Linked DNA regions of Homo sapiens: region 2 is linked to region 1. The links are chromatin contacts, found by Hi-C or POLR2A ChIA-PET in ENCODE. All regions are on one chromosome and are shown on one strand. Each heading gives the region's core, a stretch centred on a gene start or an enhancer-like site at or near the end of the contact. The rest is flanking DNA. Distances are from core to core; before and after follow the strand shown. Region 1 overlaps PRKG1 (protein kinase cGMP-dependent 1). Region 2 overlaps PRKG1 (protein kinase cGMP-dependent 1).

Region 1 (5,054 bases), core at 691-3,190:
AGCTTTGGTTCAACACAGAAACTGGTCATAATATTCTCTTATATTTTGTTTCAGAAAAATTATTAACATTATATTATGGTTAAACAGTTTAGTTTAAAATATTAATTAATGAAGATAAGACTCATAAACACTAATTTCATTTCATGGGAGGCCCTGAAAACATTAATGGCTCTTTTGCTCATCAAACACTTTGAAGGTATCAAAAGGGAAATTTACCTTGAAAAAGTATCCTAATCCCTATAAATTTTTAATTTAAGAATCCAGAATAAACACTGATTTTTGCAACACAATTTTCTAAAGTAATGAGTGTAGAATTTATATAATTTTTAAAAGTCTAAATTGTTTAGAAGTTAAGACTTCTATTCAGGTTGGAGAATACTGCCTTGGCTGTTGTGAACCAAAATTTTGTATTGCGACTATTCATACAGTTGGGTAAGTTTATGTTGAATCAAAAAGAAATTGGGTCATACTTGATAAGGTTTTAAAATATCTTTTTTAACCAGAAGCCTAAAAACATTTAATAATTTCTGCTTGTCCCTTCTGTTGTCATCTAATTGCTTTTTATGAGAATTTCTTGGATTCTGTCTCTCTATATGGCCTTGTGCTTGCTACCTCAATGCCAGGCAAAAGAGCAGCCCCTTTGATGGATGTCAGCTGTTAAGACGCCTTAGTTCATTCTGTTTTTACCCACTCCCCCAAAACCAAAAAAAAAACTGTAACCTATTTTTCTTTTTTTTTTTTTTTTGAGATGGAGTCTCGCTTTGTCACCCAGGCTAGCGTGCAGTGGGTGATCTAGGCTCACTGTAACCTCTGCCTCCCAGGTTCAGGTGATTTTCCTGCCTCAGCCTCCTGAGTAGCTGGGATTACAGACGTGTGCCACCACGCCCAGCTAATTTTTGTATTTTTAGTAGAGACAGGGTTTCACCATGTTGGTCAGGCTGGTCTTGAACTCCTGACCTTGTGAACCACCTGCCTCGGCCTCCCAAAGTGCTGAGATTACAGGTGTGAGCCACGGCTCCCAGCTGTAAGCTATTTTTCTAAACCATTAATTTCCTAAGAGAAGCCATTGGAATGAGAGATAAAATAGGAGTTTCATTTATTATGCAAATTATAAGTAGAGAGTAACGGAGGAAGGAAAAGAAAGGCTAGCCACAGTGTCATTATTAAAATATCCTTTGTGATGATGTCTATACTACCAACAGGGCTGAGGTCTGATTTATCTCCCAGCTAGTACATTTGCATCAGTTGCCCAAGCCACCAATGAAACTTGTTTCCATTGTCTCCTATCCAGTAGGAGACAGCACATTTGTCAACCCATTGTATATTGTTTAATCCTTGCTATTTGAGTAACTGTAAACCTGGGTTAATGCTTGCTTGTAGTTTCTATTATTCCATATTGAATAATTAAATCTAAATCTCTCTATGTACCATTTGAAGACAGGGTGAAAATATTGTTTGACGGTAGGGTGTACTAAAATTAGAGTGATGTGGTTTGCTTTAGTTCCTAGACTATGAGATTCATTTGACACTAATCTAAAAAAGAGAGAACTCTACTTATACATATATAAGTGTGTGTGTGTGTATATGTGTATATATATATATAGATAGATAGATATATAAATGTGTACGTGTGTGTGTATATGTATATTTACCCCGCACATCTCTCAGGATAACTCTAGCCTCTCCCAGGATATGTACTTATTCCTCCCCAATTAAAAATAAACACAACAAAAGGAAGTAGGATAAACTTACTCCTTAGTAGGCTTACAACTAAGAGGTGGAAGGAGGCAAGGTCAGAAGAGCCTTGGGTGCTATTTTGGAAGAAAGGGAAACAGGGCCTACTTAACCACCCTTCCATGACCTGTGGTTTGAGAAACACAGCTCTGAACAGTTCCCACACAACAGCTGTTTTTCCGCATCACCATCAGACAGGAAGTGGAATGGCACATAGAATGCAATTTATAGGATCTGTTCTCTCAGAAAGTGAAACAGGATCTCCAGGCTATTAAATTCACGGTGGTGCAGGAGCTGAACTCACTTATTAAACAGAATTGTCTGCCTAGTAAAAGAAAGCTTCCATTTGTGAAAAACTAAAAAGTTTTCAGAAGTATTATGCAAATAGTTAAGCAGTCACTGGGTTTAAACAAAACTTATTTTTAAAATTTAGAGACATTTTGATCCATTTAATTCTCAGAAAAAGATAACAAACTGATCTTAAAAAACCGCACCAAAACCTATGACTGTATAAAAACCAAAGGCTCTATTCCCTCTAGGACCATGCAAGAAATGGCATCAGAAATTCCAGCCACATTTAAAATAGGAATCAAAATCTATCTACAATGCTCTGCAGACCTGGCTGTATTAACTGCATCTAATTCTGGGGCTAAGCTAATACTAAAAGGTAAAGATGAGAAAATAGGTAATGTCCATTTTAATAAACAGGTATTTTTCTATTTTGGATGTTCCATCTAACTCTGACTATTCAATTAAAGTCTTATTGTCAAAACTCTTTGCTCTGCCAGTGTGATTTGATTTTGAGTCTCTTGCAAAATCCATGTGCAATTATTTCCCTGGCATTCCGGTAGCTATCTGCTGGTTTCCCAAAAGATCCCCAGCCCAGGAGCCTGTTGACTGAAGTGATACCTCTCCCAGAGTGAGAAGCTTAGTGTCACTTGTGTTCCATGCATAATTTTTTTGATTGAAATGAAAATTTAAGCTTCCATGCTGTGCTTGGCAATCCTTGTTTAAGAAGTGTCTAAGAAGAGTATATTCAAGAATGATCAAAAGAACCATCTGTAGTCCAAACCAATAGCTCCTTTGCATTCTTGGAAGCAGTCTGAAGAATCTCCCAAGTCTGCTAGCTCTCTTCTTACTTCAGTAAATTTATGAGAAAGTAATAGCCTCAGGGTCTCTGGGTGTACAGTTTGCTTGTTTCCTTTGCCATTGTCTCCTTAGCCACTTTATGTTTCTTGAACAATTCTATGAGGATGAGTATATTCTCCAGATGGCCACTGGAGGGCACAAAAGTACAATGTTTGCCTTCAAGTTAGGCCTTTGTGGTTTTGTTCTTCATGTGAAACATAATCTATGCTTAAGATATTCAATTAGATATGACATTTTCACTTTTAGAGCACAACTAGTAAATATCTACCTTATCATCTACCTCTTGTCAGTTATATTCTGAATGAGATCAAAACCAAAAGTTATGTTTCTAACATTACTATTATAAAAATGTATATTAATATATTTTCATTCCTTTCACCTTTCATATTTTAAAGTTATCCATCCAAATTCATGATTTGAAATTTTCACAAGGAAATTGTTTCACTTTGAAACATGTATGAATGTATGAATACCACCAAAGTGTATTCAGACATCTTCCCATGGGGAAAAGAGAAAATATTGAGGTGATATTGAAAAGTACACTGACCTGAGATGCACAAAAGAAAATACTTTTATTTTCTTGTTGCTTTAACTATCTAAATGCCTGTATATCTCGCTTTATAGCATAGAATGCTTATAGCAAGTCAGCTTCAAAATATACTTTTTTTTTTTTTTTTTGAGATGGAGTTTTGCTCTTGTCGCCCAGGCTGGAGTGCAATGGCCTGATCTTGACTCACTGCAACCTCCACCTTCCAGGTTCAAGAAATTCACCTGCCTCAGCCTCCCAAGTAGCTGGGATTACAGGTGCCCACCACCATGCCCGGCTAATTTTTGTATTTTAGTAGAGATGGGGTTTCACCACATTGGCCAGGCTGGTCTCAAACTCCTGACCTCAGGTGATCTGCCTGCCTCCACCTCCCAAAGTGTAGGGATTACAGGCATGAGCCACCATGCCTGGCCCAAAATAGACTTTGTATTTAGAATAATACATCTCTCCAAAATGGCATCTTCATGCTGGCATTTTTTTTTTTTTTTGAAAAAACTTTTATCATTATTTTAACATAAAAAATCATGTGAATTATTGCAGAAACTCTTAAAATGCATATTAAAGTTACATAATAAATAACCGTGACAATATTCAAAATGACCCACAAATTATAAAACCGGCCTACTGCTTTCATAGCAGAAACTGTTCCCTCAGTGAAAGGCCTCCTGATTGGTTACCTGCTCCATATCTTCTTCCTATTGTCTCTAGATTTAACTTTCCAAAGCACATAGTCATGTTAGCTGGGCTTTCCTCATTACATTTGTATCAAGTTGGAATTCCTTTGGGGGGCATTAATGGAACTTCGCTGTGTAATCTTTATCTGGCCTCTTTCTTCACAGCCACTCCTTTCAAACTTCATGCTCTAGTCTCATAGGGCTATTAAAGAATCCTTAAATGGTTTGTTTGTGAAGCCATAGCTACTATTTCTTTAGAAAATAAAAATAATTTCCAAGAGTAATTGTACTTACTGCATGCTAGCTACTACACAAAGTGCTATACATACATACTCTCAATCTCGCTCCAAAGTCTGAGATGTGTTTATCTATGACCTCCATCTTATAGGTAAGGAAATTGAATGTTAGTGCGGTGATGATTCCTTAGATGTCACTGTATGTGTGATATCAAAGTTTGTGCATCTAAATGACACCAGCATACTGTTCTCTGTTTGCATATTTTCATGCTGCTGTGGATTTTGGGCTAAATGAGAACAGTGAGAGATGTGCACCCAAGTTATATCCTGGTGGGTAATCTGAAATCTTATTACTTTCTTTTCTTCCAAGCAGAACCCTTACTTCCTCTATGCTACTGTTGCACTTTTGGGTGTCAGCAAGTTGGATACTTATGTATTCACACTCCTTTGTAGAGTAGGGGATCCTAGAGTTTGGGGAGGGTGTATATTCATCTCAGTGTCTTAATAACCCAGGAGAATGGCTGACATATTGGATGGGATCTGTAAATGAGGACTCTCCCATTTGCCAGACTGTGAAAAAAGTAGGCTTATTCCACATCGTAAATGCTCATCAAATTTTGAAACATATACATTTTATTTTCTAAAAAGGTATTTCTTGTAGATGTATTAAATGTATGTTTGGTTTTCCTTTTAAGATTTCTAGGCAGTGTTATT
Region 2 (5,054 bases), core at 1,381-3,880, 40 kb before region 1:
TTTACTGGATTTTGCCTATGCCAGTTTACTTCAGGGAAAACAGTCACATTAAAAATTTAAATTGCTTTGTTTGTGCAGATGTGGCATCCAAGGTCATAGTGATGACGAGACAGTGGCTCTCCTTTGTTTAACTTATTTATTTGAACTTCTTTTGGGTAGTGATGATCTCCCCACTCTCAGTGTGAACGTGAAAGGCAGTGGGCTGGAGCTAGAGACTAAGAACAAACTACCTGGCCCACAAAAGCTCCTGACCTCATAGCTCAATGTTCAAGCTAATATGTTGTATATGTCAATGACAATGGGGAATACTGAGGGACCAAGTACTAATTAGCAATAAATTAAATATATGCAATTGATGAGATATATTGAAACATACAGAATTACCTGTTTCATATTTTTTCCAGAAAGCAAGATAAATTATTTCATTTTATTTAAAAAGACATGACTATTTTCTACATAATTAAGACATACAAAGGGACTATTTTTCCCTCTCATGGAAGGAATCCCTCTTTGAAAGTGTTTACATGAAATTTTCAGGAATGCAGACTGCACTGTGGTACAAAATAACCTACTTTTGTCAGAAGAGAAATTATGATGTCTATTTCTGGGAGCAGCGCCACCTAAAAATAGCTTGTCTAGTCACCTTATAGTGCATTCTTTCATGTCATAGATAGAAGTTCAGAGCAGAGTCTGTGTTTATGTGCTTTCATTACTTAATGTCCAAACAACTCTTTTTTTTTTTTTGGCAAGTCTAATCTTTTTAAAGAATATAAACAATCATACTCTACTGATCAGCTATCTAATATTTCTCTCTGCTCCTCCCACAGTAATTCACTCTAGTCTGGTCACTTGCTTTGGTGTCCTGTGACAACATGTGGCCTTTTATGTTGTAACCCTTGCCTGGAATGGCCTTTTCTCAGAATGGCCTTTCCCCATCTGTTCATTTAAATCCCAACCTATTCTCCACTGCCTGGCTTCAGTTCTGTATATCTTCCCAGGCCTTCTTCTATTCCATCAATTTCAAATGACCTCTCTCCTGATGAAATACTAAGAACATTTCTGCATAATTTTTAATTTAACACAATAGCATAATATTTTGTTTGCTACTTTTCCAATATGTTAATCTTATCTTCTTTCTTAGGAGGGGGCAGAAATTCCTTGAGGGCAGGAATCATGTCAGATATTTTTATATCCCACAAATATTTTGGATGTTTTAAAACAGATGATTTTTGCCTAATATGATGTACCCATTATTAAGCTTCTAGTTAAAAAATCAGTAATTCTGGGCAATAACAACAGCTCTTTCAATGACTAAGTGGCCTTAAACCACATATATACATTATTCTTGTCTTCTTTCCTGTAAAATGTGGATCATGTCTCATGTTCTCCTCACAGAGTAGCTATAAGGGCAAAATTATACAATGAACATGAAAGTAATTTGAAGATTATAAAGTAGGGTTCAAATGAAAGGTTATTTTATTAAAGAAATAATATTTCTTGGATTAAAGAAATAATATTTATGTCATAGAAAACAAAAAAGGCAAGTATGACCTAAATGTCAACTTTTGTAAGAGCTGTTTTATCACCAATTATTTTAAGCTTTGGAAAGACATGCCCAGTGCATTCTAGATTTATAGTGATTATTCTAAAATCATATGCAGGTTTAGAGGAGAAACTATTAACATTTTATCTTGTGGTAGGATACTAACTTCAACTACTTGTAAGAAAAAATAGGCATTTCAATTGATTGCTAATATATAAAATTTCTGTAATTTCACAAGATGGGTTAGAAAGTAACATATTTGTTTTCATTCATGTAATCTAAATTTTATTATAATTATCAATGTACAAAAGAAATTTATTCTACAATAATGAGATGAAGTAATGCTTATCTTACTTTATTTGCATATACCAAAGTAGAGATAAGCTTTACTACTTGTAATTTCTGCATTGAAACTGTCATGTGGTTATTTTAGCAGTTGCAGTATATTGTTACTACACCTACTGATGCTCAATTAGTGTTTATTAGATGGGATTTTCATTAGTTCTCTGAAGAACTTATTTTCTGAGAAATGAGTGCTATTTATTAGAGTTAATAATTTTTGTCCGTTTTTATTCTTTTGAAGAATAAACATAACATGAGAATTACATATTTAATAATAAACCACAGAGTACTACTAAAGAAGAGGCTGTGTTAAAATGAAGCAAACTTTCAGTTTCAACCAGTATTGAGTCCTTACTCACTTTAGTCACAGAGGATGCAAGGCCTTAGGGCAGCAGGGTTTCCCCAGGTGTCCGATGTAGCATAAATCACCGTGGGTACACATGGCAATACTGCCCAAAGATCTCCATAGCTATTCTGTTTCATTGCTGTGCGGCTTGGCAGTAGGAAGCTCTTGAAATGTTTTCATCTTACATGGGGTTTCCCTTTGGAGTTAAGTTGCTCACCTTTCGCAATAAGACCCTGCTGACTGAGCAATGGGTTTATCACCTAACTTCTTGCTTAATCACCTCTTAGTTTCTATTTTTTTTTCAATTGGTTTACATAGCACTCCAAGCCTGCTTGCTTGTTTTTATAGTGCCAAGGCAGCTGGCAAAAATGCTGTGAGAGTGGTATGGATGTCATGAACAGACACACCCTGTGAAATACACCTCCTTGTCTTAGCATAAATTGGTTCTCGCGACTACCACATTTTCTTTTCCTGGGCAATCCAGTTATGTGGTTTAGAAACTGAACTGCAGCAGAGAAGGAATGAGAGGTAACTTTTGTATTCAACTTGCCAAGAGCCAGGTCTTTATTATGCCCAACTGAGGTGCCATGGGTTAAGAAGGCTGGAGAGGAACTAGGTATGATTCAGCAGTTTGCACTGAAAATGATTTCCCATTGAGAGGTTAAGAGGTGGGGCTTCACAATTTAGAAGTGAAATGGATGAATAAAAGCAGGCTACTTCAGGGGCACACAGGTTCAGCATAAGGGATATTGAAAATTGTTTCCCATCTCCTCTCATGACAGATCAGAAAGTTAAGAGCTTAGTGGTCTGGAGAAATTTAATAGAGGTTATCACTGAAGGTCATTTGAAGACCTCTGGCTCTTACTTATATTGGAATAATGGTTGCACTCTCAGGCCTTGGCCTAGCAATGGAAAAGAAAAGAGTAAAATACTTTCATTCCCTTCCTTTTCTATGCTTATAGCTGGAAGTGATAAATAAAAAGAACTATCATTAGCATGCTTTAATAATAATAGCAACAATAACAACATTAACACCATTTACTGACCTATGATGTGTGAGACACTATTTTGAGGGCTTTAACTCGTTTAATCTTCACAACCTTGTGAGGTACATATCCTATTATTATCATCATTTCAGAGACAAGAAAAGCAAGGCTCAGAAAGTTTTAAGTAAATGACTAAGCATACACAATGGGTAATATCTGAATCCAGAAAGCCTAATTCTAGAGCTCTAGCTTCTAGCTACCATGTTACACTGTCGGATTTTTTTTCTCTGCAGGTATTTTGCCATTAAACTAGGAGCAGAAAAGGATTTAGAGAAAGGGGAGCCTCTGAGGATATAACAAAAAGAGAGGCACACAGCAGACAATTACTACATCTATTCTAGATTTAGTTCTAATTCAGGTTCTTGAATTCCAGAAGAATTTTTTTAAAGCAAAGGTGTACATATAACAATGAAGTAACACTTGTTTGATTTGGGGGTGGTTGTTGATGGTGGTGGTAAGAATCCAAATATTTTTAAAACCCAGAATGGCAGAAAAAGCTTCTAGTTAAAAAATCAGTAATTCTGGGCAATAACAACAGCTCTTTCAATGACTAAGTGGCCTTAAACCACATAAATACATTATTCTTGTCTTCTTTCCTGTAAAATGTGGATCATGTCTCATGTTCTCCTCACAGAGTAGCTATAAGGGCAAAATTATACAATGAACATGAAAGTAATTTGAAGATTATAAAGTAGGGTTCAAATGAAAGGTTATTTTATTAAAGAAATAATATTTATTAATAAACATTTGTTTCTTCAATAGTTTCATTTTACTAAGTATGTTCCATAATGCATCAGGTTACTTATGTTGATGCCTTAACTCTCCCTCTGCCTCAGAAATGCTATCTCCTGCAAGACGTCTTGTTCCTCCACACACTGAACCCCTGCTGATCATGCTTTGCTTATGAGTTTATTAGTTTACATGATTGCCCCTCCCAGTAGACTGTGAGTCTCTAGAGCTAAGAACTATTCTATTTATTAAATTTTTTATCTTCAATCATAGAGCTCACTACATATATACATAATAACTGATGCAGAAAGAATATAATCCAAAAAGACAGAGGTTATGTTTATCTTATATTTGTTCCTGTGCTTTATCCAAGTTTGCCGCTCTGGTATAGGAGATATGTGGATTGCTAAATAAACAGATTAAATATCTAATATTTAAAGCACCGACTACATATTATTGGCATATTAAAAAATCAGTTTGTCTTTGAGTCATACAAATCTATTCTGAAAAGCAGGTGCCTTTCTCGCAGGGACAAAAGTAGAGTAAATTGGGAATATGACTATAAGGCAATGGGACTAATTTTCACTTGTAATTTGTAAAACAACCTCCTTATTTTACAGTTATACTTTGTAAATGAAGACGATTACCTAGATGACTTACAGCAGTGCTTAGAGCTTTAATTAATAAGTCATATATAAAAAGAGAGCTGAGTTCTTTTGCTGAAAGTGATACTATAAATGGAATGTGTTCTCCTGGAAGACATACTGTAAACAGACAGTAACTGAACACATTAGAAAGACCATTCTTAAAAATAAAGAACATAGGCAGAAAATATGGCACATGCCAGAAAACAGAAAGGAAAGCAGTCCAAATGACTGCCCAGAGGAAATGGTTGTGAACAGGATACTGTCTGATATTAAACAAGTGAATGTCAGTTATGCTGAGAGTATTTAGGAAGAGACTGAATAGCTTAAGACTACAATTCCTATGCCTAAAAGATCTTCACTTTAAGCTTCTGGACTCTTTACTGAACACATTTAAGTTTCTT

What was found. A loop is a pair of places that touch in the nucleus more often than their neighbours do. ChIA-PET counts read pairs that join two places held with the same protein, here RNA polymerase II (POLR2A). Pooled maps may share reads with other maps.
Region 2: a map with no recorded cell type shows a loop between it and region 1 (8-fold over the local background). The contact joins two enhancer-like sites. A Hi-C loop is called at or near these places in 17 of 37 single-sample maps with no recorded cell type and 5 of 50 pooled maps. POLR2A ChIA-PET finds 5 or more read pairs at or near these places in 1 of 52 experiments (MCF 10A).

The regions. Positions count from the first base shown.
Region 1 is chr10:52,213,902-52,218,955 of GRCh38, reverse strand. All of the region lies in intron 9 of PRKG1 (protein kinase cGMP-dependent 1), which reads right to left. The region is part of intron 1 of LOC124902425 (a long non-coding RNA gene); the gene reads left to right. Among named protein-coding and RNA genes, the nearest start is that of PRKG1-AS1, 98 kb to the left of the region's middle. Within about 2 kb of position 1,940, at least 6 of the 41 ENCODE cell types and tissues checked have a DNase peak (open chromatin) inside an H3K27ac peak, as active enhancers do.
Region 2 is chr10:52,254,812-52,259,865 of GRCh38, reverse strand. The region is part of intron 10 of PRKG1 (protein kinase cGMP-dependent 1); the gene reads right to left. Among named protein-coding and RNA genes, the nearest start is that of PRKG1-AS1, 57 kb to the left of the region's middle. Within about 2 kb of position 2,630, at least 4 of the 41 ENCODE cell types and tissues checked have a DNase peak (open chromatin) inside an H3K27ac peak, as active enhancers do.